Regions from separate parts of the Mus musculus genome. Here all the other regions are linked to region 4. The links are chromatin loops, found by intact Hi-C in ENCODE. Cell type or tissue: heart. All regions are shown on one strand. Region 1 overlaps Scube2 (signal peptide, CUB domain, EGF-like 2). Region 2 overlaps Zfp143 (zinc finger protein 143). Region 3 holds the start of Zfp143 (zinc finger protein 143). Region 4 overlaps Akip1 (A kinase (PRKA) interacting protein 1). Region 5 overlaps Dennd5a (DENN/MADD domain containing 5A). Region 6 has its middle 12 kb from the start of Nrip3. Region 7 has its middle 8.7 kb from the start of Dennd5a.

Region 1 (4,000 bases), 97 kb before region 4:
CTATCACTGGAAAGAGAGGCCCATTGGACACGCAAACTTTATATGCCCCAGTACAAGGGAACGCCAGGCCAAAAAAATGGGAATGGGTGGGTAGGGAAGTGTGTGTGGGGGGAGGGTATGTGGGACTTTTGGGATAGCATTGGAAATGTAATTGAGGAAAATACGTAATAAAAAAAAGACTAAATGTGTTGAGAAGGTGGGCTACTTTGGGGAGTCCATGTTGCTTGGCTTCCACAGAGGCTATGAGCATTACAGGATGCACATTCTCTGGGTGGTGCCATTTCCTTGCAACAGTGCCTGGGAGCCACGCTTGGGGAGGCTAGAATAGCAGTGACAGTGTTCTGTCCTCCTAACTCATGGCACTTCCTTTCCAGACAGAAAGTGTGGAGGGGAGCTGGGGGATTTCACAGGGTATATTGAATCCCCAAACTACCCTGGGAACTACCCAGCCAACTCAGAGTGCACCTGGACCATCAACCCACCCCCCAAACGCCGGATCCTGATTGTGGTCCCTGAGATCTTCCTGCCCATAGAGGATGACTGCGGTGACTACCTGGTGATGCGGAAAACCTGTGCGTCTCTCCCTGGGCTTCCCTCCCTTCCCAAGGCAGCCTGGGAAACCTGATGACCTGCCCCCAGCTTTAAATGTGAGGAGCAGTGCTAGTAGATTGTTTCCTTGTGGTAGAGCAGAGACGGGACATGGGTTTATAGCTAACTGGGACTGGCTTGGCTTTGTTCACCCTAGGTAGCAACAAATAGATTAGGGACTGCCTGAGGCCAAAGGTGTGATCTAACCAGGAAGGAAGACCCTTCCTGTTATCCCGACTCAGCCTCTAGTGTCTGTTGTCTATGAAGAAGCATTCTCAACCTGACCCCTTTGACAAACCTCTAACCCTCAAAATATTTACATTGCGATTAATAACAGTAGCAATGAAAATAATTTTATAGTTAGGGATTAGCAGAACATGAAGAACTGTATTAAAGAGTCACAGTACTAGGAAGGTTGAGAACCAATGCATAAAGGGATGTTAATATCAATGCAGCTTGATGACAGAGTTGAGAGTGGAATCGATCCCAGATTCACCTCCTACTGGGTCTGTGATCTTGGGTGGGCATTCTGAACACTGTAGTCTTCTGGGGGAGGGGAGAAATGACAGTCGCTGCCTTGTAGGTTGTTAGGACTAAGAGTTCAGGTAGAATGCTTGAAAGGAACCATGTGTCTGTCTGTCTGTCTGCTATTTCTAAATTTACTGCTAAACACTACTTGTATAAAATCATGGACCTCATTACTTCATTTTCATGCACTATATGATATATTCTGATCATATTCTCCTCCATGACTATCTTGTGCCTCCTTCCAGGTAACCCCTTCTTCTTCCCATCAGTCTCTCCGATGTTTGTCTTTGGGAGGGAGTTGTTTGTTTTTTGTTTGGTTTTGGGACCTACAAACATGTATGAGACGTTATTTACAGGAACAATGGGCACCTTCCCAGCATCTACACAACTGGAGAAAATGTCTGTGTTCCGTGCAGCCATTAGTGGTGTAGATCATGGTGTGGCAGTAGGGGGCGATCATGAGCTTCTCGTCTCTCCATAATGTTGATAAGCCCAGTCTTGTATGACCACTATGTTGGCTACAAAGCAAAACAGCACCACCAATAAAACATAGGTTCTGGATATCGTTTCAGGTCCTTATGTTTGCAAAGCAAGCATTTGACCAAGGGAACTGTCTTCCCAGCCTGAGAAGTCCTGAGTTTAACTTCTTGTGTGGATTAAGTGTTTTCGAAGATGAGCATTCCCTGACTGTGGCACCATGACACCTCTTGAACCACACACTCTATTTTTTCTTGGCAGCTTCATCAAATTCTGTGACCACATATGAAACCTGCCAGACTTATGAACGCCCCATCGCCTTCACCTCCAGGTCAAAGAAACTGTGGATTCAGTTCAAGTCCAATGAAGGGAACAGTGCCCGGGGGTTCCAGGTTCCCTATGTGACATACGATGGTAAGCAGAAGCTGTGGTGCTCCTGTCAGTCTGTGCCATGACAGGGCTTGGCTGGCTGTGCCCTGAGCTGAAGGAACTGGCTTCTGAGCCAGCTGGCGGATGCTGGCAAGCACACCTACTCAGCCAGCCAGGTGGGGAGAGGCAAAAGGACATGGCTGACTCATTGGGGCCACATTCTAAACAGACATTTGGGGACACTGATTATGGAGATGAAAAAGAATGGTTTAGAAAATACAGGGAATCCGAGTAGAGTCAGGTGTGGGAGCGTGGCTGTTGAGGTCAGGCAGCTGGCTGTCCCTTCCAGGACTTGTGTCAGTGACTTACTATCTCTAAGTCTTAGTTTCTTGATTTCCAGGGGCGAGGAACCTAGAGCTTCCAACTCTGAGCTGCACCTCAGTCAAGCATTATTTTCTTAGTGAGTGATGGCAGAAGTCATTTGAATGAACATGAAGCGTTTAACATAGGATAGTGACTTGCAGATAGTAATTGCTCAAAGATATTTAAACTTGTTAAGGTTGTGACTTTTATTAAATAGACTCTTGAGATGGAGTAAAGGCTTAACTTCAGGTCTTGGCCCTGCTTTGGACTCTGTGATCTTGGGCAAGTCAGATGATGTTTCTGGATCCTTCCGATCCCTGGAGACCTACTGAGACTCTGAGGCTTGCTCTACAAATATTTACTGTGACCAGAACGCAAAAGTGTGTCTTTTGTCATAGATACTTTTATAGGGTACATATAAGGCAGTGGAAGCACACACAGAGAGAAGGCAGCAATTATTCTGAATAGGCTTGGAAAGAACAGAGCAGTTTCAAGAGGTTTGGGTCTGGAAAGAACATGTAGAATAAAGTGGGATATAAATAGAAAGATCATTCGGGAAGAACCCAAATGATAAAGCTCCTGGCACAGTTGGCCAGTGGGGAGGGCAGGGAGGAGAGCAAACAAGGCTGGGGCTAGGCAGTGAGAATCCTTCAGCCAAGCTCAGGAGAATAGAATTAATTTTATAGGGAGCCACTAAAGAGTTTTAGGCAAAGAGACATCCTTGGCTTTCCTAAACTCACTTTACATAGTTTATTTCTAACAAGTGATACAAGACCCTTCGTCAGCCCTGCAGTCTCAAATGATGTGTAATGCCCAAGAAAAGGGTTCTTGGGATCTGACTTCTGGGACTCTGCTGAAGGAGACATTGAGTCTAGTTTCTTCCTGGAAGCAGTATTCAGCAAGCTCTCCTGACTGGAGTCATGAAGGAAAACAGACTCTGAGGCTTAAGCAAACATTATCAAGACATTAAGACATTTCACATGTCACACTTTAGGATGCTGTTGTAATTCTGCCTTTGTGACATATTACATGGTCATTTTTTAATTTAAAAAAATGAAAACAAGGGATGGAGGTATAGCTTGGCTGGTAGACTCTCTGTGTAATGTGTATGAAACCAATGCCCAACCTCCCAGCATTGTCTCAGCCAGGTATGCTGGCACTTGAAATCCTATCAGGACAAGCACAAGCTGGTGGGGCTGGGTGGGGTGGGGACTACAGATGAGTCCCATGCTGGAGAAGGGCAAGAGTCATGTGACAGGCATGGGGCATTCCTGAGCACCAGGTATGCATCTAGGTGCCTTTTATGGGCCACATTCCTCATGGTCACCCCATGAAGCGGACTGGGTCGCTTTATGATGTTACAGAAGAGGCCACTCAGGCTTAGAGATTTAAATAACTGAGCTGAGGGCATGATATAACAAAGCTGCAGAACTGGGATGACCCAAGTCTAGAGACTTCAGAGCCTGAGTTCTTACCTATAAACTGCCCTGTTTTGAAAGGCAGAAGGAAGGCAGGAGGCACAGGAACTCTTAGAAACAGAGATGTATATTTTTAAAAGACAGCATCCTGGTAATGACAAAGCACAGTAGAGTTTTCTGTGACAATAGTTTGCACAACAACCTGCGGTCCTAATAGTGACTCCCGTGATGGAAAGAAGCCAGTTCTCTGAGGTTCA
Region 2 (4,000 bases), 380 kb before region 4:
TACTGAACCTGAAACTCACTGACTTGACCAGATTGGCTGACCTCCTGTCATTGCCTCCTCAAAGATAGGATAGCAGGCACATTTTGCTGTGCTCAGCTTTTTCTATGGGTGCTTGTATGCTTGTATGGCAAGTGTTTATCAAGGGAAGCAGCACTGCAGCCCATCACAGTATCTGGTATTATAGTGCTTGTATGATAAGTGTTTATCAAGTCAGGTGGCTCTGCAACCCATCACAGTAGCTGATACTGTAGTGTTTAACCAATGCTTTCAATTTTGGGCCAGGTGTCAGTAAGAGTTACAGATTAATCTTTAACACTCTTTGTAAATTAAGAAAAAATTATGTGAACTTATGTGTCTCTGTGTAGGTATGTGTACATGAGTGCAGGTACCCAAAGATGCCAAAAGAGGGCATCATGTCCCCTTGAGTTGGAGTTACAGGCAGTTGTGAGCCACCTGCTATGGTGTGTGAGTGTTGGAACCAAGCTCAGGTCCCCTGCAGGAACAGCACTTGCTCTTGATTGCTGACTATCTCCTCAGCCCTTTATAAGTAAAAAATAGTAACAGCAGAGATTTTTTTTTATTTGTTTGAGACAGTTTTTCTTGTAGCCCAGGCTGTCATAGGACACAGTACATAGACCAGGCTGGCCTCCACTTCAGAGATCCTTTAGCTTCTTCCTCCTGAGTGCTGGCATTAGAAGTACTCGGCACCACACCCATACTTTATAAATTAATAAAAATACATTGATTTATGTGTATGGGTGCTTTTCCTACATATAAGTCCAGGTACCAACTGTGTACAGCACCCAAAGAGGTCAGAAAAGGGTCATTTTCTCTGGAAGTGGAATTACTGATGGTTTTTAGCCTCCATGTGGGTGCTGGGAACCCAGTCTGGGCCTTCTGAAAGAGCAGCTTTTAACTACTAAGGCATCTCTCTCTAGCCCCTTTTTGTAAGCTTTTAAAAATTATGTTCATTTTTAAATGTGTGTATGTGTGTGTATATGGGCTGCCTTGTCTGGGAGCACCTAGCCTTGAAGAGATTTGAAGTGCCAGGGTAGGGGTGGGGGATTCCCAGAGGAGGCCCCCACCTGCTCAGAGGAGGGGAAGGACCATGGGAGGGGGGCAGTGACCAGGATGTAAAGTGAATAATTAAAAAAAAATTAAATTAAAATTTATAAAAAGTTCTTATTTTGAAGGATGGCAGGTGTTTGTTTGTTTGTTTGTTTGTTTTTGAGACAGGGTTTCTCTGTGTAGGGCTGGCTGTCCTAGAACTTGCTGGCTTTGAACTTGAAGATCCGCTTGCCTCTGCCTCCCAAGATGTGTGTGTGGTGCCGTCACTGTCTGAGACAGTGACTTTTTTTTTTCCAAGACAGGGTTTCTCTGTGTAGCCCTGGCTGTCCTGGAACTCACTCTGTAGACCAGGCTGGCCTCGAACTCAAAAATCTGCCTGCCTCTGCCTCCTGAGTGCTGGGATTAAAGGTGTGCGCTACCCCGCCCAGCTGATGACAGGTGATGTTCTAAACAGGAAAATGGCTGTCAATTACCACTTGGAATATCAGCCCAACTGCTATTTAGGCTGCAGCAAAAGCCACCACTAGATGGCACCAAACAGTAAAAAAGGGATTCCTGTAAACCTTTTTTCCCCGTTTTTTTTTTTTGTTTGTTTGTTTGTTTTGTTTTTGTTTTAATTTTTTATTAGGTACTTTCTCCCGTTTGTTTTTAAGCGTCCACTTATGGCTGGCCTCACAGCCATGACATAGCTGAAGATGACTGTGACCTTCTGATCCTGCTTTGCAGCTGCCTCGTGCTGGTATTATGATGAACATAGCAGCCCTCCTTCACACTGGCTGTACTTGCGGTACTGGCTCACTTGTGGCACTTGATCAGCCTTACAGAAATGGACTTCGTTTTACATTCTGAAGCTTCCTCTCCCTGAGTGCTGCTTGCTTGCCTCCCCCTCCCCCGCCCCACCTCCCTAGACCCTTACTCATGCAAGCACTGAGGCAGATGGCAGTTACACGCCTGGCAGTGGCTCTGCCTTCCCCTGCTGGGATTAAAGGCGTTGTGTGTGTGTGCCATCACAGGTCAGCTCAGCAGAGAAAGTGTGGAGCTGCTTCAGCTCTTCTCATCATGGAAACTGGGAAGAAGAAGGCAGTTGAAAGCCTCGAAGGACACAGGGCAAGACCCCAGCAGTCATTACCTGTGTGTATCCTCACATGGTTTTTATAATTAGTTGCGCTGGCAAATGCCCTCCCACATCCAGGTTCTGTGCAGTAATAAGGTCTTTCTCCTGTGTGTGTCCTAATGTGCACTTTTCTGATATTTGATGTGGTAAAGGACCGACCACAGCCTTCAATAGGACACTTAAAGGGCCTTTCTCCTAAAGATACAAAAGGGAATAAATTAAACAGTTAAAAAAAAAAAAAAAAAAGAGAAATACAGAGATGGGAATGTCACGGGGTTCTGTCAAATGTCTCATCACAGGGTCTCACCCCATCTGCAGCCTGAAGGCCCTGAGTTTCCCTTCTAAGCATTGCTGTGTTCTGGAGAGAGCATTCAACACTCATCAGTGACTGTGACTTTCCAAGATAGAATCATCAAGTGGGCATATTAAAAAAAACTGAACTGAGAAAAGCATACACCACAATGTCAGAGGAAAGAGAAAAGAAAATCACGAACAGAGCTAAGGTTCAACAAGATGGCTTAGTGGGTATAAATGCTTGCTGCCAAGCCCAACTGAGTTGGATCCCCCGAACCTAAAAATTAGAAGCAGAGAATCAACCTCTGAACCTCTGTCTCTGTCTCTGGTTTCTCTGTGTAGCTCTTGGCTCTGTAGACCATGCTGGCCTTGAACTCAGTCCGAGTGCTGTGATTATCATTTCTGACCTCAGACATTTTCTTTACCAGCAGGAGAGGGATATTCTCTCTCTCTCTCTCTCTTTCCCCCTCCCTCCCTCCCTTCCTTGCCCCCCCCAGGGTTTCTTCTCTGTGTAGCCCTGGCTGTCCTGTAACTCACTCTGTAGACCAGGCGTGCGCCACCACTGCCCAGCCAGGGTCTGTTCTCAATTTTGCTACTTATCAAATGTGTAATCCTAGGACAATAACCTTGTTACTCAGGTAATCTCTGAAACTGAGAGGGTTGGTGATCTAGGCTACTGTGCATATTTCTGTGACTTCACCTTGGAAAGTTCACATTCAAAAACAGCAAGTTGGATGAAATTTTAGGAATTTAAGATAAGGCCCAGATAATGACTCCTTTCACCTTTTTCAGGGTCACCATCCTTTCCCTCAGATTAAGAATTCCAGGCCTGGAGGCCAGCAGTTACAAGCACTGACTGCTCTTCCAGAAGACCCCAGTTCAATTCCCAGCACCCACATGGCAGCTAACAACTATCTGTAACTTTGGTTCTAGAGTACTGATACTCATGCACATAAAATAAAATTAAATAAATTATTAAGAAACAATAATAAAATAAAAAGCAGTCCTGGCCTACCCTGATAGTACTAGCCTGTAATCCCAGAAATGGGATGGCCAATGTAAAAGCATCACAAATCCAAGGTCAGCCAGGCTAGATTATCTGATGAGATCCAGGAATCACAAAGGAAAGAAAGCGACTGCTGGTCTAAGTAGGACGTTCTGCTTCAACTGGTACCTGTATGGGTTCTGATGTGCTTCTGTAGATCTCCTGAAGTTTTGAAAGACTTTGTACAATTATCTTCTGAACACCGATATGGCTTTTCTCCAGTATGAGTTCTGAAATGACTTTTTAATCCATAACCTTTAAGAAAATTAAAGAGAAAATGTATCCATACAATACTCCTCTAAACATGTTTTTGGAGATTAACCTAGGGAGCATAAAGTAAGCAGGAAGAATCAAATCCTAGGCAGATATCATGTAATGACTATTAAGAATATTTGGGGCAGCTGGGCAGTGGTGGTGTACGCCTTTAATCCCAGCACTTGGGAGGCAGAGACAGGCGGATTTCTGAGTTCAAGGCCAGC
Region 3 (4,000 bases), 350 kb before region 4:
GAAAATTTTCCAACAATTCCTTCGTCCGACCACCATGCACCAGGACAGGAAACAGCCGCCCGGCCCCCAAGCCCCGCAACCCGCATAGCAATTCTGAGTCCCGCCCCTACCCTCCATTGGGCTGTCTTTACGTCACTCACTGGAAGACTCTTGCTCTCGATTGGTCTAGATTTAGCTGACGGGCAGGAAACCGCCACTAACTACGCCCACCTCACCTGCGTCATTGTTGCCTGACCTTCCTACCCGCTCATGAGTGGCTGGCGCCAGGTACGGAATCAAAGCTTCTGTGCCTGACTGGATGGCGAAACTGCTCATCGCGGACCACTCCGCCCCACGGACGAGTGAATTATGCCGATTCTGGGGCCCCAGCGGGAGGCGCCATTTTGTAGCAAGGGAGGGAGGTTCGTCCTTTTGATTGCCCGGGAGGGAAATAGGGTGATGGGCGCCATTTTCCCTACAGGGCTAATGTGGAACCCATGGAGCTCCCGGTGGCCCTGCCGGAGCGTGTATCGGAGGCCGGATGGGCCTTGCCTTTCTATTGCCGAGTGTTATTTCATTGGAAGGTTAGAGGAAGGCAGGAGGGCGGCCCGAACCTCCCACGCGCTCCCTAGGGGCTCTCGGAGTCGGCCGAGGCCTTCGCTTTGGGTCTCTGTGCCTAGCGCAGCTGATGCCGGAGACTGGGTTCGGAACCTGCCTGCCCTTCCCCAATCTCCGGGCATGACCATGCCATGGGAGGTTGAGCTTTCTGCTTCTGCGGAGATCCCGGCGGAGCCGAGCTTCCGCTGGGAGGCAAAGCGAATGCTCTTAGTGTGTCCGTGGACTTGTGGTCGCTCGGGTCCTTTGCATGCGCTTTCCCTGTTTTGTGAAACTGAAGGATGAAGAAAGCATCTGTTGGGCTCTTTAACCTATTGAGACATTAGTTGTGGCATGTGGTACGTTTTTTTTTTTTTTTAATCCTCTCGGCCCAACCCTTAAGCCATTTCCAATACAAGGCATTTCAGATAAGAGTGCAGTAGCCGCAGTACCAGGTGTATATTCCAATAAGATGAGGAGGTTGACCAGCATTAGCCGTCAGTCACTTGCATTTCAGGTGATGTCATTGATGAAGTCGAAAAATAGCCGGGAGAAACTTGAGTTTGTAACTAAATCTAGTCGGAACCTACAGTATTACCTTCTCTTGCCCTCACCCCATCTGAGACTTTAGTTTGCAGTATAGTTCAGTAGGCTATGAATTTAACCGGAGAGTATATCCCTAAGTGCTAAGAGTAGGCTGTATAGCCTATGCCACATAAGGCCCAATAAATCACAATTTTAAAATATTAATCTAACCAGGGCATAGTTACATAATCGGTACTCAAATGTCATTTGAAGGATCTCAGGACTTAGAATATACATCCTTTTATGGTTTTTGAGAGTGTGGCTGTCTGGCCTTGTATTTGCTATGTAGAGGGCAATTGATGACATGATCTTGACCTAATCCACCCACAACTCCTATCAAACCCTGGCAAGAAAGGTACATGACACCACTACTTTGTTTTGGTACTCTTGGACCTTTCTACCTCCACATGGCCAGTAATGGGATTATAGATAGGCATGTGCCACCATCTCTGGTTCTGAACAGTATTATTATTTTTTGCTTTTTTTTCCAGATGGGGTTTCTCTGTAGCCCTGGCTGTCCTGGAACTCACTCTGTAGACCAGGCTGGCCTTGAACTCAGAAATCCGCCTACCTCTGCCTCCTGAGTGCTGGGATTAAAGGCGTGCGCAAGCACTGCCCGGCCAGTATGAATATTGTTATGAACAATGGTTAAACATTCCTAGTGCAAATGCCACCACCATCTTGTTCATGGGTTTAATCCTCAAGGACACAAAACACTTGGACCCTTAAAAATTAGAATATGGGTCTCCAAGGTGAACAGCCTCTGGCATGTTGGAACAATGTAGCAGGAGATGTCAGAAAAGTTACCACAGGGATAACTGGCTTGTGGCGGCTTTTTGATCCTTCGATGTCGGCTCTTCCTATCGTTAAGCAGAATTCACCAAGCGTTGGATTGTTCACCCACTAATAAGGAACGTGAGCTGGGTGAGCTGAGTTTAGACCGTCGTGAGACAGATAAGGAGGTCGGCCAGTTCCTCCTGCCTTCTGCAAGAGGGTTCCCAGACTGCCCTTTGAGAATAAAATGGGAGGCCACAACCAAAGTCTTTTGGATAAAGCACCACCATGGACTATGCACTAGCACTAACCCGTTTGCCTGCCTTCCTTCCCAAGGCATAGATCTTACCCAGCATGGGAAAGATCCTCCCTCCCTCCCCCCTTCCACCATGCACTCAATAAAATAAAATGAATGAACGAAAAAAAAATTAGGGCATGACACTGGAATTTTAAAAAAGATTTTATTTAATGCTTCAGTGCTCTAACTGTATATACTGTATATATACAGCATGCCAGAAGAGGGCATCAGATCCTATTACCACCATGTGGTTGCTGGTTATTGAATTCAGGATCTCTGTAACCACTGTTATTTCTCCAACCACAGATGGCATTTTATGATCAAAACATTAAATCATTTTTAAGTTTAGTAAATCCTATACCTCAGGGTACTCAAGCTGTTAGGTGTTGTGATTTTATATATTCTATATATAGTAACCGTTTTAACATCACAAATGTCTCTAATTCTTTGTGAGCTTTGAAAGCATGAATATGTAGAACACTGATATGCTAGGCACATCTGTTTTTAAGATTGTTTTGGTAAGGTTAGGGTGGTACTAAGAGCCTTCCACTACTTGTGGATACCAGCCCATCAGTTTTGTGATTTGCTAGATTTTCTTGATTGCTTTTCAGGGCTAATGTTTGGACTCAAATCCAGCCTAATTCAGGCTATGAAAGCACTCTTGACACTGGAATTACAATTTTAAGGACTTATTAAGGCATAACACTTTTTAAAATGACTTCTTGCTACAAGCAGCTAAAGTCACATAACTACAACCCAGTGAATATGTAAAGCTAGTCTAATTTTTCAGATTCTACATTGTTTATCCTAAAATCAAGACACTGCTTAGCAATCTTTGGTCCACCTAGGTCATTTTGGGATAATACATGAGCTGAGAGGCCTAGGCCTTTTAAGTTAATTGCTCTATCAGGGCCATTTATTCTCTATTAATGATCACATTAATGTAGGGTTTCTTTCTCAGCTCATTGGCTGAAATAGTACCACAGGGATCACTACTGTTATTTTTGATTGGCTTTTCTTTTGAGACATGGCTTCTCTGATGCATAGCCCTGGCTATTGTAGAATTCATTCTGTAGACCCAGCTGGCTCCTAAGGCATTCAACTACCTGTGAAGGAGGGGACTAAAGGCATGTTGAAGGGTTTTTTGTTTTCTTTTTTTGGGTGTGTGTGGGAGCGTGGCATCATTTTGGTCCCTCTTTATATGCTCAAACAGAATAACCTTGTCAATTCCTTGGTAGGTGTGAAAAAAAGATTCTATCTGGATTACATGTAGATCAACTTGGAATACACTTGTGATAGATATATGCTTAGCCCAGAGAGTAGAACTATCAGAAGGCCTTGTTGGATTAAGTGCTCCCTGGAAGCCAGTATTCTGCTAAGCAACTTTTACACAGCACTTCGGGCACCATCCTACCTGGATGCTGCTATGTTGTCATCAGCTGCCTTGGTTGTGGTGTCTGTTCACAGCGTAAAACCCTAAGAAAATACTGTAGCATTAGCAGATCTACATTTGGCAACTTGAATCAATTAAAAATAAAAGGAGTGCACATCTTTGCTTGTGAGGTAAAGGGTCTCTATGTTGGCAACTTGACCCACAAAGTTCCAGTATAGCAAGACTAGCTATTGAAGCCAGTCACTTTTTTTTTTTTTTTTTTTTTTTTTTGAGACAGGGTTTCTCTGTGTAGCCCTGGCTGTCCTGGAACTCACTCTGTAGACAAGGCTGGCCTCAAACTCAGAAATGCCTCTGCCTCCCAAGTGCTGGGATTGAAG
Region 4 (4,000 bases):
TACCAAACCAAAATCTTGTGGCTCCTCCAGTGTAAACCTCCCAATGTGAAGACACTCTAGAACCCAGTGAGCAGTGGGCCAGCAGGCTTATGGGGAAGGGGGTGAAGCCCAGCACACTGAGCTCTGTACTCACAGGCCAAGAGGACTCTTGAGAATGCTCTGATGTTTGGTAGATGCTTTCTTGTCCAACAGATGTCTCGCCTCTGCAGTTTCTCTGTCAAGACAAATATTGATTAGGGCTAAGATAAGCTTTGACCTCCAGAAAGCAAAGACATCTCTTTTATCTTATTAGGATTATTTTGTATGCCCTTTCTCATCTGTCACTTGTTATTAGTGATCTGTTTGGTACACTTAGAACTATTTTTAGTCATGCTTTTTTTATGTAGGCTTTGGAGTCTGGCAAATCTAAGACCCATTCCCATGCCTGCTGCTTACTAGCAGGATTCTCTAAACTCACACCCTTGTTTCTGGACTGTAACATGGGGCTCCTGGACAGAAGGGAAGATTGAAGTGCTAAAGTCATGATACTCAACAGACTCTCAGCAACAGTTCTTTCCCGTTTCTCCAAGAACCGTTATCAGCAGGGAGCCCCTTTTGCACATCACAGGAAAGAGCAATGACACTTTGCCACATATACACCTCACTTAATAGAGCTCTCCTAGGAGAGCTCAGGTCAGGGCGGAAAGGGAATTGCAGGACACAGACTCTGGTGACTCTCACATCCCAGAGAGGCACTTAAAGGGTTCCAGAGCCTGCAATGAGCCTACTCATATACCCATGCTCACTCCTGTCATTTTTGCTAAACCCCTCCACTCTACTACCTTGAGATGACTAACAGGTCAGAAAAGTCAGGAGGTTAACTTAGGGATTTGAATCTGGACTTAAGTTATAACTAAAGGAGTTTAAGAAAAGTCAAAACCAAAAAGCCTACTTCCATTGAACAAACAGAACCTTTGGCTTTCAAATGGCAATGCATATTAAAAGACAGAGAAGATGATGAAGGGCCTCTAGCTCTTTAAGAGCAGAGCACTCATGTTTGGTTCTCTGTGCTCATACTGGGTGGCTCATAACCATTGGTTAACTTCAGCTCCAGTGGACCCACCCTCTTCTAGATTTGTTGGGCACCTGCATTTGTGTGCACATACCCATACACAGACACACATGCACCCATGTAGTTGAAAATAAAGCTTTTCAGGCAGTCACTGTCAACCTGGCTGTCCTAAAATTCTCTATGTAGACCAGACTGACCTCAAGCTCAAGAGAGCCACCTGCCTCTGTCTCCCAAGTGCTAGGATTAAAGGCATGCACTACCACGCCTAGCTCAAAAATAAAACCTTTAAAATAACCCTCTTTTGTATTCCCAGATGCATATAAAAATATGTGGTTCTTAAGCCTGCCTAAGAACTCCACAGTCCAGGAGAACAGGTTCAACTGAAGATCCTAGAGTGAAATAAATAATCTCATGCTTCAGACAAACTCCTATTTCTGGAAGTTCCCTGAGGCTGTCAAGTGACATGTCTGCTGAGCACTGTAATGCTGAGTCACACAGGCAGCTGGTAACACAAAATCTCACAGGGACTTCCAAACTAAGATATCAATCTTGAGACCATGCAGGTGCTGTGTGGAATGGCAGGGACACTCACTTGTTCCTGACTGTGCCCAGTATCTGAGTACATGTGCATCTCTGGAGGTTTCCTTCTGTGATAACGGTAGACATGGGTTGCTCCTCCTTCCTCTGGCATAGACAAGTAGTATTTCTAGAGAAATAAGGTGAAAGAACATTTAAATATTCTGGCCAAAATTTCAGACTACGATACTTGTGCACAGAAAGAGGAAGGAAGCATGAGAAAAGAGTTAAATTACCTGTCCTTTCCACAAGCCTAAGCCTGAGAAGACAAGGACATTGTATTTGGCATGGCTTTGCTGCCATCTGCTGCCTCTGTAGGGCAAGAACTCTGACCAACTAAATAAAGGTAAGCCGGGACCATGTTTTCTCTCTGCTAGGGTAAAGGTTTTCACATCTTTGCTTCAATGTCAAGTACACACACCCTTTCACTTCCTCGCCTGATGGAGTCAGATCAACAATTCTGTGTTTACTTTCCTGGTGCTCAGACAAGGATGTGGGAAGAACTGAACGATTTCCTTAAGTTGAAGAAACACAGAAGCCTACAAAACATAAACCTAAAAGCCACACAAACACAGCCTTTCCCCTAGGATTTCCCCCAGGGAAAGGAGAGAGATCTCTAATTTAGGAATACTCCAAAAGATCAGAAAAGCTACATTCTTCTTGTTTAGTTCCTTCTTCCTCTTCCAAGTTAACCTTAGATTTGCCCTGGACCATGAGTAATAAAGACATCTTAAGCCTGTTTGGAACATACTCTAGAGACAGTGTCGAAGGAATGTGATGAGAGGACTGAGAAGCTGGGGAGAGAACTCAGGACATAGACCTATGACATTTTAAGGGCTGCTTTAAAATTATGGAGCCAAACCCAGAATAATTTTCTAAGTCTTTAAAAAGCCACCATGTTCTGAAGTGCCATTCCATAACAGGATTGAAGTGGAACATGAACACCAGCTTGCTAAGCCTCAAAGCCAACTACGATTCCTTTGACTGGACCATGAACCAAGTGTCTAAGGTAACCATTTTGTAGTAGAGCTGAGGGTACAGATTGTCCTATAGCAACCCTAGGATAAATATGAACATTAAAAATATTCTCTGCAGCCTGGTCTACAGAGTGAGTTCCAGGACAGCCAGGGCTACACAGAGAAACCCTGTCTCGAAAAAACCAAAAAAACAAAAAACAAAACAAAACAATCAAACAAACAAACACTTCTCTGAACTGTATCTCATTGGTTGAAATCCCATTCGTGGAAGCTAAAGAATGTTTGTAAGACATAGAAGTTTTGTATGTATGTTTTGCTTGAAGTATGTAAGACACAGAAAGCCTGGTATCCCTGAGGTCACGGTGGTGGATGTCCATGATCCCTACCCTCAGAAAGGGGAAGCAGGGAGATCAAGAGTTCAAGGCAAGGAAGGCTTTCTTAAAGAACAAGTCTGAGCGACTCCAGAGCTTATCCCCAACAAAACAGAAAAACTGGCAGTTTACTGATCTTAATATCTGAAGCCTACAAGCGTAGCGAAAACAATTCCTTTCCTTCCAGCTTAGACACCCATATCCTTAAAGCCAGGCCACTCTCAGGAAAGCCTGGTGTCCCTGATGTCATGGTGTTGTGATAATTTACCATCCATCTTTCAGTTTAAACCAAAAAAGCCGATAATAAAGCCTGGGGCTTTAGAAATGTGAACCTTACTAAAGGCCAGAGAGCACGATGAAGGAAGTTTTACAGCCTGGAGTGCAGCAGCGACTTCTCACTGCTTGGTCACAGTGAGAAGTGACCTTAGGTGAGGCTTAGGAGCGACCACTGGGATAGCTGAACGTTACAGAACACGGTTTGATCCATGGGAAGCTGGTCCTGCCACTCAAAAACCACATCCCTGTACCTGTTTCACATGGCTATCTCTATCACCAACTGTTTATAAACCCACAATCCAATATATACCAATGGGAAACTGAAACAAACACTGAAGGTAAAGACCTAGCATACTAACATACAGGTAGTGGTGGCACAGGCCTTGAATCCGAGCACTCCGGAGGCAGGAGCAGGTAGATCTAGGTGAGTTCGAGGCTGGCCCGGTCTACAGAGCAAGGTCCAATATAAGGAGGGCTACACAAAGAAACCCTGTCTAGAAAAACAACAACAAAAAACAAACCCTAACAAACAGACTTGAAGTTTTGGATTCAGCACATTTTGAAAACAAAACAATTCAGGTGTGATCCTGGAGATTTTCACTTCATTTCAAAGGAAAAAGGAAACACCCTCAAATCAAGTAACTGTGGGATTCAGCAAAGAAGCGCAATACTCCTTCACATGACTGAAAACTCAGAAGAGGCGGGAGAACATTTGTGCTTTGTTTATCCTCAACAGCTAGACTTAGGAA
Region 5 (4,000 bases), 190 kb before region 4:
CCTTGGCCTGTGTCTTTCTTTTCCCTTGCTTTGACCTACCTGGATCACTCCCACCCTACCAGAGATCACCTCCTGCACCACTGGATAGCCTTGCTGGCCGACTGCCCCATCACTGCGCACATGTATGAGGACGTGGCGCTGATCAAGGACCACACACTCGTCAATTCCTTGATCCGAGTGCTGCAGACCCTGCAAGAATTCAACATCACACTGGACACTTCCCTCGTTAAGGGCATTGACATCTGACCTCTGAGCACCAGCCAGCAGCAGGACCCAGAAAGACTCCCTGCAGCTCTGCCTCTTCATCCCAAAGGGACCTAAGCAAGTTGTGGGGGACAGAGAGGATATGTATACTTACTGTAAAAAGAAAACTAGAGGATTTTTGGAAAAAAAATAATCTATTTTAGAGTTTATTTGCTGACCTGCTTTTTACACACTTTCATGTGAAAGAGACAGAGAGGGGCAAGGTTGGCGCTGCTTGTTTTGAAGCTGGTGCCTCCCTTGCATGGCCGCACGCTGGGAGCCTGTGGCCTCCCAGACTGAGCCTGCAACAAGTGTGGGGCTGTTCCACATGCCGCCCCGTCACGGCGGTGAGGCCATTCCACATCGTTTTTAAACTAATGTTTTCTATATTAACATTATTCTGGCTATCTGGCTTTCACGGGCCACGCACAGGTGTGCGAGTGGGACATCCCATGCTCCAATCAAAGGGATTTTTAGCAGTGCCTCTGATCAAGCACTGCCAAGTCAGCTCCACATCCGTTTCCCCCCTTCCCCTTTTTTGTCAGTATTATTTGGGAAGGAGACATGCCAGGACAATGTCATTGTGCTACATGCAGAAAATCATGTTTCCTGTTGGCACAAAGTTGCACAGGAGTAAACATGAGCATGTTTAACAGGTTTGTCTTTTCTTCACCTATCTTATTTATTTAACCTGCCATTGTGTGTTTTAAGTATTTGTTTTTCTTTTCTTTTTTTCTTTAAGAGAAGGAAAGCTTGTCAGTCTAACTGGCTATGTTATTACTGTTCAATTTATGTTGTTTTGCAACTTAGAAACCAGCTACAGTATGGCCCACTTAATAAAACACCTGAAACAAATCTCACTGGTCACTGGCTTTCATGGGTGTGTGGGTTGTGGAGGTGTAGTGTGGCCTTCCTGAGGACCAAACTGTGCATCTCTCCCCAGCCGGCTGGGGTCTGGACTGTCTAGGACGCCCCTGAGGACTTAAGTCCGTGCACCTTCCCTATCTGGTGCCCAAGACTTTCAAAGCTAATTCAGTCAGCCAGTGAGGAGGAATGTGCAAAGGTTGTTCTCCCACCGCAGAGGGAGGAAAGCTGGCCAAGCTTACAAAGATTGTCACTTAATCGATGATACTGGGCCATTTCTTGAGAACGGTAGGAGACTGGGTGGGAACATAGAACACAGGTGGCCCTGTCTGCCCTCTGTTAACACATGCAGGTGTGTGTGTGTGTGTGTGTGTGTGTGTGTGTGTGTGTGTGGTGTAGAAGCCCTTTCTCTAGTGAAGGGTTTGCTCTGTCAGGTATAACAGTGGAAAAGCCTTGACCCTAGTAACCAGCTAAATTTTTCTTTTCTTTCTTTCTTTCTTTCTTTCTTTTTTTTTTTTTTTATTTCTGAGACTTCCATGTGTTGGGATTAAAGGCATTTGCCACCACACGTAGCTAAATTTTAATTTTTCAATCAGGCTCCTCTGGCAGAACGTTCCAGAAGTGGCTTAAACAAGTAGAACCCCTCAAACCCGGTGTTGTCCTCTTTTGTGTTCCTCTGGCTCTGCATGTAACTGCTCTCTCTGGTTCCCCTTGCCTGAAAATTGTGTACTGTTTACCTTAGGAGGCAGCTGCTATGATGTCTTCCCCAACCTCCTAGGCAGCTGTCATTGTCCTTGTGGCCCAACAGTTTCTTAGAATTTGGAAGACAATGCAGATATAGTTTCTTGGTTGTTTCGGCCAGCCCCATATTGGACCATCCCTGGGCTCTGAGCACTTACAGGGCAGGAAGGACCCCAGCACATGTCTGTCTTCTGTGAGCAGCTTGTGAGTGCACAGGATGTTTTTGCAAGAGATGAGGAGGAGGCTTCAGGAAAGCCACATTGTGGTGTCCTGCCGGCAGGGGGAGTGAGTGGGCTACAGACTGAGACCTCAGCTCCTTTGCAGGGAGAAGAGAGGAAGAGAGAAGAGGTTGGGCTGTGTCTCTGGAGTACAGAAGGAGAATTTTTGGTCCCCTAGAAAGGCTAGCATGATGTTCAGCTGTATGTCGTGAGCTTAAGCCTGGGCACACCTAACACCAGGGTTTTACACTCTGCAAAGCAAATGGAGATTTCCCCAGGGCTGGGAGGAAACCAAGGCCTGGAAAAGTTGAATTCCCAGGAAATACGGTTTTAGTCGTCATTGCTGTGATAAAAATAACTGACAAAAGCAGTTTAGGGGGAAAGGTTTATTCAGTTCAGTTGTAGTTACTGTGGAGAAGTTAAGGCCACAAGAGCTTGAAGTAATTCACATCCACGGTAATGAGAATGAATGAATGAATGAGTGAATTAGTGCATGCCAGTAATGAGCTCACTCCTTTTCATTCAGTATAGGATCCAGCCCATGAGATGGAGCCACCTATATTCTGGGTGAGTCTTTAACCTCAACTGAAATAAGAAAACCCTTCACAGGTCAACCGCATTATAGATCCCCTCACAGACTGTCTTCCCAGGTGATGCTAGGTTGTGTCAAGTTCACAGTTAAAACTAACCATCACAGTTCTTAGGAGCTAATAACCTGAGCCAGCTCTCGTCCTGTCTGTGGGATGAATGTGGGACAGGCTTAACTTCAGACAGCTGGCCACCGCTGTGGTTCTGCAAGACCAGATGTACAGCAGCCAGATGTCAGCTGTGCAATTTAGTGAGGGAGCTTGGGTCAGCCCTGAGCAGAGAGTGTTCCTGAGAAGGTGAGTGTGGACATGTTTCTTAAATTAGGGCTTTTCAGCTGCGAGTGTCCCTTTTTGTTGTGTTTTTAATCATCGTTGGAATGAGGAATGAAGTAAGAGAGCAGCCACATCCAGGAGCTCAAGATCTCAAGGACCCTGGAGTCAGCTGTGTCCTGCATGGGGCTTGCTCAGGCCTCTGTAGCAGCTCTGAGCAAGCTGGATTCTCTTTGCCCAGCTCACCATCCTGCCTGCCTTAGCATCTGCACCTGCTCTCATCCCAAGCTTCCGACACCAAGATTTCTGGGTAAGCAAGCAAGCAAGCAAGCAAGCAGATGAACTCAGTGAAGCACTAGAACGTGGGCACCTTGTAGTTAACACTCAGATTGAGACCTTTGCCAGCCCCAAATCCATGCTCCCTTCCCGCTACAGTCCAGTGGCTTCCCTGCCAACTGCTGCTAGATTTACTTTTTTTTCTTTTTTTTTTTTTTCAATTTAAAAATAATTAGGTCTGGAGAGATGGCTTAGCAGTTAAGAGCACTCGTTCTGACAAAGGACCCAGGTTCAGTTTCCAGCACCCACAGGGTGGTTCACAACCAGTTCCATGGGGTCCTATGCCCTCTTCTGACCTCCATGGGCACCAGGCATGTACATGGTGCACATAATATAAATGCAGGTGAAATTCTCACTATAGGAAATAATTCTTAAAAAGTAATTTTGTTTATGTGTGAGGGCGTGCATGCCACTTGTGTATGTGGAAGTCAGATGGTGGCAGCAGAGGCGATGGCCTTTGGTATGCGGGACTCTGTACCGTTGCCCCCCTTCTTCGTCAGCAGTGGCAATTCGTGTGCTCAGTGCATTTGCCCACGATGGCCAGTCTACTCTGTGTTTTGGTTTTTCTTTGTGACAGTGCTTTCTGGTATGAAACAAAGGCCTTCATGTTCTGTGTACTCTTAAGTGTCCACCACTACCACATCCCCTTGTGCCTCTATCAGATCTTCTTGTCTAAAACCAGCCAAACCTATTCTTTCCTGGGTTCTGGAAGTGATAGTCCTAGTTCAAAAGTCCTGGTCT
Region 6 (4,000 bases), 86 kb before region 4:
TGAGACTCCGCCCGTGTGGATGCCTTTGAGGAGGCAGGCATGGGAAACTGCACAAGGAGGCTGCGGCCACTCATCTAGGTGGGAGGGGGAGGGTTCCAAAGCTGAGTGTCCACCTTCCTGCCATTAGAGCTGGTTCTGTGGGTGAGTTCTGAGCAGGCATGGGAGTCTGTGAGTCCCACCTTCCAGCTGTGGATATTGTTCTGTAACCACATACTGTAGCGCTGCATCTGATCCAACAACATCCCCCCCCCCCACTTGCAATGGTAATGAGAGCCTGCCTTTTCACACTAACAGATGATTACCATCCCTTGGGGAAATTGCTTCCTCTGAATCATCCTCTGAGTTGTTAAGTGCAATGCCTATAGGCGTTTGCTGGATTTAAGTTTGCAGATGATTCTCACATGGCATGTGGGAACTTGAGAAAAGTGAAGGCTGAGAGCAAGAAGTAAGGATGCACTTGCCCTTGGGTAGAACTTTGCAGGAAGATGGACCAGGACTGTGGCCTGCTGCAGACTGCTTTAGCTGGTCCCCAGGGATCCCCATCAGGCCTAGCTACAATATCAACCTAGAAGAGATGCCACTGTGTAGGACTGTTTACATCTGTTTCCTGTCCCAGAGGTCCCGAGAGCTTTACAAACCATGTCTCTTGACTTCTCAGGAGCATATGAGAGGCAAATGGACTAACTGAGGGTAAATGGCTTCTCATTAAGTAAAGGGAGCCTTCTTACCCATGATTACCTGATAGGCAGCCATGAGCTGTCCCTAGGGCAGTTCCTGGAAGAGGCCAGAGGGACTCATCCTTAGAAATTAGAAGCCACTAATAGTCCTCCTTTCTGTGACCATCTCCTATTCTAGGGGTATGTGAGCTCCTAGTATCCCATCTCCATTCTCTAGGTACTCTGTGGGAGACTGGCTGGTGGCCCAGCAAGGATTAAAGGCAATGAATATAGCCACAGAGACACAAGTAAGCTAGATATGGGAGCTCACACATGTAATCCCAGCACTCAGGAAGTAAAGGCAGCAGTGTGACTGTCATTTTGAGGCCAGCCTAGGCACATAGCAACCACTAGCCCAGCCACAGAGGCTACAGAGGAAAACTCTGAAGATAATTGTAGTGGCTATTCCTGGTTGTCAACTTGACTATATCTGGAGTGAACTACAATCCAGAATTGGAAGGCTCACCTGTGATCCTAATCTGGAGGCTGGGAGATAGGAGTTTCTGACCTGGATCTTGGTATGGAGATCTTGAGGCATAGTGGCTATGGATTCCAGAAGATTAAGACTGGGAGATCTCAGAGTTCAAGGTCATCTGGGATTAAAGGCGTGGTGGCACACACCTTTAATCTGGGCTACACCTTCTGCTGGAAACCTACATAAGGACATTGGAAGAAGGAAGATTTACTCTCTTCTTCACCTGCTTGCGGTGTGGGACTGAACAACTGCTAGATCCTTGGACTTCCATTTTCAGCTGCTACTGACCATTGTTGGGAGTTGGACTACAGACTGTTAGTCATCAACAAATTCCTTTACTCTATAGAGGCTACCCATAAGTCCTATGACTGTAGAGAACCCTGACTAATACAATAATGAAAGACACAGTATCTATCAAGGATCTCCCCAAATAGCGTAGTAGGAGCAAAATAGAGTTAGAAAATAAACCACCTCAGTTTCCAGAAAAGTTGTTCTAGTTGAATTAAAACATCTACCACAATGACAGCAGCCCAGTAGCTGCTTGGTTTTCATTTTACCAGGGAACTGCAAGCACAGTCCTTAGTTACCAGTACTTCTTGGTTGCATGTTTACTTATTCATGAATTTATGCACTGCATATTTACTGAGGGCCTACTAAACAAGATAAATTTCTGTCCTTGGTGGACTGAGAGTCCAGTGGTGAGAGGCAAAAAAACAAAAGCGTGTGGATAGGCAAGTGGTGATCAGTGTTAGGATGGGCAGTGCGCTTACAGAGGCTATTTTCATTATTAGCTATTTCATAAGCTAATCACTGGAGTCTTGAATACAGGCCCATGAAGGGCACTGGATCCGAACACCAAACCTGGCAGCACTGGCCCTGGCAAGCTAGCTCCTTTATTCATCCAGCAAGACCTTAGCATTGTGTGGACACACCAGTCTAACCTCACCTGGTGAACAAGCAAGTCTCAGAACTGGTGCCACCTAGTGGTTGGAAAACAGAGTTCACCTGTGTTTTAGTTGCCCATGGTATTTGCCTGAAATTCAAAATAAAGTGCTAACCAAATAGGACTCTGAAGGTCAAGGTTGATCTTGATAAATGATAGGCCACATGCTGGATTGCATATAGACTACAGAGCATGTTGGTTTAGAACCTTACTTACTCTGCCGGGCTTAAGTTTAGGTGATTTCAAGCTATCAACAATACTGTCAATCCCCCACCTACCTGCAGACACTATCACTACTCATTTCCTTTTATGGTGCAGGCATTAGGATATATATTCCTAAGTTCGTGAGGAAGAGGAGTTGAAAGAGGAGGCTACAAAGACAGCTCTATGGTTAAGAATACATCTTGCTCTTGCATAGGATCAGAATTAAATTTTCAACTCCCTCATGTGGCTACTCCACCCAAAGGCTCTGATATTCATCTCCAGCTTCCAGAGGCACCCGAACACCAGTGCACAGACCCATACAGAGACACGGATGCATTATTTAAAAAATTTAAATCATTGGGTTGGAGAGATGGCTCAGAGGTTAAGAGCACTGGCTTCTCTTCCAGAGGTCCTGAGTTCAATTCCTAGCAACCACATAGTGTCTCACAACCATCTGTAATGGGATCTGATGCCATCTTCTGGTGTGTCTGAAGACAGCTACAGTGCACTCATGTGCATTAAATAAATAAGTACATAAATAAATCTTTAAAAAATTTTTAGATCATTATTAAAAATTGGAAGAACAAGGAAGAAATCACCCCCAATTTGTAATCCTGTCGAATGCTTCAGCCTTTGTGGCTCTAGGAGCTATGACATCCCCAACTTGGATTATTATCTTATCTCAAGATATTTTCTAGGACTGAGGGTAATTCTGAGTACAATCTGGTGTTTCCATCTCTTCCCTATGCTATGGTTCAAATCTGATACATCCTCTCAAGTCCAGGTACTGAGTACTGAGTACTGAGTCCAGGTACTGAGTACTTGTTCTCCAGCTACTGCAGTGTTTTAGGAGATGCAACTTTGCAGGAAGAGGGCCCTTGAAGGATTCTCCAAGCCTTTCCCTGGTTGTTGACTCCTGTCTGTCACTAGGTAAACAATCATCACCATCTCCTCCTCTCCCTCCTCCTCTTCCTCCCCCTCCTCCTCCCACCCCCATCACACTACACTCTGCTTCACAGTGGATCCAGAGACCTCTCTCCTTTGAGTTGCTCTGATGACTGTTCCTGGTTGTCAACTTGACCACATCTGGAATTAACTAAAACCCAAATGGCTGGGCACATCTATGAGTGAGGGATTTCTTCTTAATTAAATCATTCGAAGTGGGAAGACCCACTTTCATCTGGATTTTTTTTTTTTGATATGGGATGATCCACCTTTAATCTGGGGCCACCTTCTGCTAGAAGCCTATATAAAGGTCTTAGAAGAAGGAAAAAGTATTTTTTCCTGCTCACTCTTGCTAGCAAGACCATTCTTTCACTGGCATTAGAGACCACTTCTTCAGGATTCCGTTGTGTACTGAAGACCAGCAGAGACAACCACTACTGGATTCTTGAACCCTCTATTGGTAGACAGACAGCCATTGTCAGACTAACTGAACCACCCATAAGCCATTCTAATATATCGAGAGAGAGAGAGAGAGAGAGAGAGAGAGAGAGAGAGAGAGAGAGAGAGAGAGAGACTCATTCTGTAAGTTCTGTTTCTCTAGAGAATGCTGACTAACACAATTGCCTTCCTGGGAAGTTGGTTTCAGCGATTAAAAGTCTGACAAATACTCCCTACAGGATTCCTGAAGCAGAAATACAAACCCACCTCAAATCTGGG
Region 7 (4,000 bases), 260 kb before region 4:
AGCTGCTAGCTGTATCCCAGATCTATTAAGCAACAAAGGACATAAGGAAGCAATTTTAGGTGTTTTTACAAGTATATCAAAGTTGGAGGAATTTCTCATAGGTTAAGAGGACCAAGGTTTGATTCTCAGGACCAACATGGCCCCATAACAGATTGTAACTTTTACAGAATCTAATGGCCTTTTCCAACCTTCGTGGGTACCAGGCACCCATGTAATGCACATACATACATGAAGGCAAACACACACATAAAATAAATCTTTAAGTCCTTATGGCCCTCTGGAGAGAGCTCAACACTCAAGATGGATTTTTTTTGGGGGGGGGGTGTGTTCGAGACAGGGTTTCTCTGTGTAGCTTTGGCCTTCATGGAACTCATTCTGTAGACCAGGCTGGCCTCAAACTCAGAAGTCTGCCTGCCTCTGCCTCCAGAGTGCTGGGATCAAAGGTGTGCGTCACCACGCCCAGCTCAAGATGGATTGTTGCTCGGCATGAATACTAGAGTTTGGATTCCAGTACCCATGTCCTCCAAACACCTATGACTTCAGCTCCAAGGGGCACATAGAGACAAAAAAACTCAATTTTTGTTTTAAAATTTAAAAAGATGGTATGAGCCTGTAATCCCAAAACCTGATGCTGAAGTTATGTGAATTTCAGACCAGGACTATAAAATTACATCTTGTTTTAAAAATAAAAAGGAAGAAGGGGGCTGGAGAAAGATGGCTCAGTAGTTAAGAGCACTGACTGTTTTTCCAGGGGTACTGAGTTCAATTCCCAGCAACTACTTGGTGGCTCACAACCATCTGTAATGGAATCCAGTGCCTTCTGGTGTGTCTGAAGACAGCTACAGTGAACTCATATACATAAAATAAATCTTTAAAAAATGTAAAACAAATATCTGGGGAGGAAAATTAATGGACCAGATCCCTGGGAGGTACAAGAAAGCTAGATGGACTCATGAACTCAGAATAGGATTCCACACCTTTAATCCCAGCACTTGGGAGGCAGAGTCAGGTGAATTTCTGAGTTTGAGGCCAGCCTGGTCTACAGAGTGAGTTCCAGGACAGCCAGGGCTATACAGAGAAACCCTGTCTAGAAAAACAAAAAACCAAAACAACAACAAAAAATTACACACCAAAAACAAACCAAAAAAAAAAAAAAAAAAAAAAAAACCCAAAAAGCCAAGAACTAAAGCTCCACAGTAAATGAGGTGTTAGATTGTGGCTCAGTTGATAGAGTGCTTTCCTTGGCATGCACACAGCCATGCATTTAATTCCTCACTTGTGAAAACTGGTCCTGCTTGTTGTAATCCTACCATTTACTAGGTGGAGGCAGAATAATTCAGAGGATGAAAGTCACCCTCAGTACATAGTAAATTTGAGCTCAGCCTGATCTACACTCTGCCAATGGGCTGTGTCCCAGACCTTAATAGACTGACAGGCATTCCTTGTGAGATTTTTCAGTTACTCCTGGTGGACAAGTTGACATAGATGCTCATCCTGTTCTGGGCATGGATTTCTGAATTCCCCCAAACCACACAGATCCTGGAATTCTCTGCTCAGATAGTTTTATGAACTTTTAAAGGAATGAAAGCAGAAAAACAAACAAAAAACCAGACACTCGTGGCTCACAGAGCTTCATTTTGTATGCACTAGTCTCTCATCACATATCATTAAACCAAGTGTGTGGTCCTTCTGAGCACAGTTTCCTGTGCATGAGTGGAAAGGCAATGAAGGTGGCCCTGGGCATAGAAGAAAGGTAGGTATAGATGCTGCCTACCCACTGGCCATTTCCAGCTCTGTGCTAGCAACCAGATGATGAGGGTCAAAGGTGAGAGGAGAATGGAGCAGAAGCACAGGGAAAGCCTTGATGGAAGAGCAGAACAGATGCTGACTTAAGCTCTGCAAATCTGTGTCCTGTCTGAGCCCCACATGCTGGCATATATCCAGCAGCCCTGCTAGGAGCACATGCTCTCTGTGTGAGTGTTGCGGGGGTGGGAGGGTGGGGGGGGTGGGGGGGTGGTGGTGGCGGGGGTGGGGGGTGGGGGGGTAATGCCTCTCTCTTCAGATACTCTACTGCCACCTTTTGGAAGATGGTTACAGTAACTGTGCAAATTAATGGTGTCTACAATGAGACCCATCTGATGAAACAGTCTGTACAAAAGTTAGCAGGCAGCCTATGCTATGTTTTACCCTCAGGGTGTTAGGAGCCAGAGGTACAAATACTAATTTACAACCTGAGGTGAGTTTGATGCCATCCTGAGCAATCTGGAACTCTATCTCAAAAGACCACACAACAACAAATCCTAAAATACTCTGTTATAAGTTGTATGTATTTTCAGATTAGTGATATTTACTATATTTAGTGGGTAGTTCTGAATTGTCTTTCATGATCCATTATGTAACCACTACTACAACCGAGATACATGACAATTCCATCACCCTGTCTCAGAGTCTTTCAGAATCCTTATGTGCCTTATGCCTCTTAACCCCAGCACTCTGGAGACAGAGACAGGTAGATAGCTGTGAGTTTGAAGCCAGCCTGGCTTATTTAGAGTTTCAGGCCAGGCCAGCCAAAGATACATAGTGAGACCCTGTCTCAAAAATGACAAAAATCTTTCAGAGTTCAGCTACAGCTAAATATAGCTCCCTTTGGGATCCGGTCCAAGGCTTTTCATTCTCCCTCACTACGCCATCCGGCCTTTCCCAGGATGCTCTTGTCCCCAAGCTGATGAGAATAACGGTGCTACTGTATTCACAGTCTAAGGAAAAAGGCCGGGTGCAGCACACAAGAGGCCCATCTGGTCTGATTCTGAAAAGCTTTTCAGTCCAGTGGGACATGGGAGGAGGGGAAGGGCTGAGAGGAGCAACTATTAGTGTCTCTTGGGCTTGGAGAGCCAAAGATATTCCTCTGCTTTCTGGGTCCGACCACCCTACCCTACATTAGCCTCCCCCCACACAAACACACTCATTCAAACACATCTACATACACATCTATTTACAAGATCAGTTCTGTACCAGAATAGTCAATCATACAGAAAAAAAAAGGACCTCAGGCATACACTTACATACACACATTCACACGTTCACATACTACTTTGGGGAAGTTGTAACACCGGGTGACGTAACACTTGTTCCTCTTTCTCAGTTCATCCTTTCTTGTTGCAGCATCAGAAGCTGCCTGCGGCTGACCAATTTGGGAGCTTCCTTGCTGCTGCCAGTTATGTGGCTGAAAGGCTAAATAAAAAATGAAGCAGAGGTGGTTGCTGGTTCAGCGAAGGAGCAGACACACAATTGCTCTCCAGGAATCAGCTTTGTTAAGAGAAAGGGCCTCAGCCGGCCGTGGTGGCGCACACCTTTGATCTCAGCTCTTGGGAGGCAGAGGCAGGCGGATTTCTGAGTTCGAGGCCAGCCTGGTCTACAGAGTGAGTTCCAGGACAGCCAGGGCTACACAGAAACCCTGTCTCGAAAAAGAAAGAAACAAACAAAGAGAGAGAGAGAGAGAGAGAGAGAGAGAGAGGGCCTCCATGATGTAGTCAGTGACCAGGCTATGAGGTGGGAGGCCATTAGCACACAAACAATAAACCGGGCAATGCTGGCAGCACTCAGGAGGCAGAGGCAGGCAAATTTCTGAGTTCGAGGCCGACCTGGCTTACAGAGCTAGTTCCAAGACAGCGAGGACTACACAGAGAAACCCTGCCTTGAAAAAACAAAACAACAATAAACAAAAAGAAAAATAATATGGTTAGAGAGAGGACTCATCAGTTGGGAGTGCTTTCTGCTCTTCCAGAGGTCAGGAGTTAGGCCCTTAGCATCTGCTCCAGGCAATTCAATAACTTCTGGCTTCCTCAAGGGCATGCACACATACACACACACACACACACACACACACACACACACACACACACACACACCATATTCGAAACAGTTTAACAGGGGCTTAAACAGGAAAGAGACACTTTTCCTTTAAAACCTGGAGAGGAGGCTGGGTGGCTGGGCAGTGCTG

What was found. A loop is a pair of places that touch in the nucleus more often than their neighbours do. Peaks named below come from ENCODE experiments on the same cell type or tissue, not always from the same donor. Only the 100,000 strongest peaks of a DNase experiment are listed, where the experiment ranks them.
Region 1: it touches region 4 in a loop (6-fold over the local background); 5 of 42 quality-filtered maps call a loop at or near these places.
Region 2: a loop joins it to region 4, with 8 times the contacts of the local background. A loop is called at or near these places in 5 of 42 quality-filtered maps.
Region 3: a loop joins it to region 4, with 2.3 times the contacts of the local background. A loop is called at or near these places in 3 of 42 quality-filtered maps.
Region 5: it touches region 4 in a loop (9-fold over the local background); 13 of 42 quality-filtered maps call a loop at or near these places.
Region 6: it touches region 4 in a loop (2.1-fold over the local background); 5 of 42 quality-filtered maps call a loop at or near these places.
Region 7: it touches region 4 in a loop (3-fold over the local background); 2 of 42 quality-filtered maps call a loop at or near these places.

Annotation. Positions count from the first base shown.
Region 1 is chr7:109,802,615-109,806,614 of GRCm38, reverse strand. It overlaps Scube2 (signal peptide, CUB domain, EGF-like 2), which reads left to right. Exons shown (of 22, transcript NM_020052.2): 19 at 375-572; 20 at 1,855-2,007. Among named protein-coding and RNA genes, the nearest start is that of Nrip3, 23 kb to the right of the region's middle. In heart, a CTCF peak has its summit at 1,569 (motif pointing right); a DNase peak (open chromatin) is centred at 2,054; H3K27ac peaks cover 289 bases.
Region 2 is chr7:110,081,568-110,085,567 of GRCm38, reverse strand. It overlaps Zfp143 (zinc finger protein 143), which reads right to left. Exons shown (of 16, transcript NM_001374618.1): 10 at 3,651-3,776; 11 at 2,198-2,377. Among named protein-coding and RNA genes, the nearest start is that of Zfp143, 22 kb to the right of the region's middle. In heart, a CTCF peak has its summit at 1,594 (motif pointing right); no DNase peak of the experiment used is centred here.
Region 3 is chr7:110,057,770-110,061,769 of GRCm38, reverse strand. Zfp143 (zinc finger protein 143) reads right to left here and starts at 59. Exons shown (of 16, transcript NM_001374618.1): 1 at 1-59. In heart, CTCF peaks have their summits at 732 and 2,437 (motif pointing right); a DNase peak (open chromatin) is centred at 249; H3K4me3 peaks cover 1,975 bases; H3K27ac peaks cover 2,141 bases.
Region 4 is chr7:109,705,155-109,709,154 of GRCm38, reverse strand. It overlaps Akip1 (A kinase (PRKA) interacting protein 1), which reads right to left. Exons shown (of 6, transcript NM_020616.2): 4 at 1,644-1,757; 5 at 134-214. Among named protein-coding and RNA genes, the nearest start is that of Akip1, 3.5 kb to the right of the region's middle. RefSeq lists an enhancer at 1-2,343. In heart, a CTCF peak has its summit at 1,934 (motif pointing left); no DNase peak of the experiment used is centred here; H3K27ac peaks cover 1,663 bases.
Region 5 is chr7:109,890,878-109,894,877 of GRCm38, reverse strand. Dennd5a (DENN/MADD domain containing 5A) reads left to right here. Exons shown (of 23, transcript NM_021494.1): 23 at 63-1,098. The coding sequence ends at 246. Among named protein-coding and RNA genes, the nearest start is that of Scube2, 27 kb to the right of the region's middle. In heart, a CTCF peak has its summit at 2,119; DNase peaks (open chromatin) are centred at 2,067 and 2,870.
Region 6 is chr7:109,791,095-109,795,094 of GRCm38, reverse strand. No RefSeq gene overlaps it. Among named protein-coding and RNA genes, the nearest start is that of Nrip3, 12 kb to the right of the region's middle. In heart, a CTCF peak has its summit at 2,178 (motif pointing left); no DNase peak of the experiment used is centred here; H3K27ac peaks cover 314 bases.
Region 7 is chr7:109,967,121-109,971,120 of GRCm38, reverse strand. No RefSeq gene overlaps it. Among named protein-coding and RNA genes, the nearest start is that of Dennd5a, 8.7 kb to the right of the region's middle. In heart, a CTCF peak has its summit at 2,128; DNase peaks (open chromatin) are centred at 1,890 and 2,750.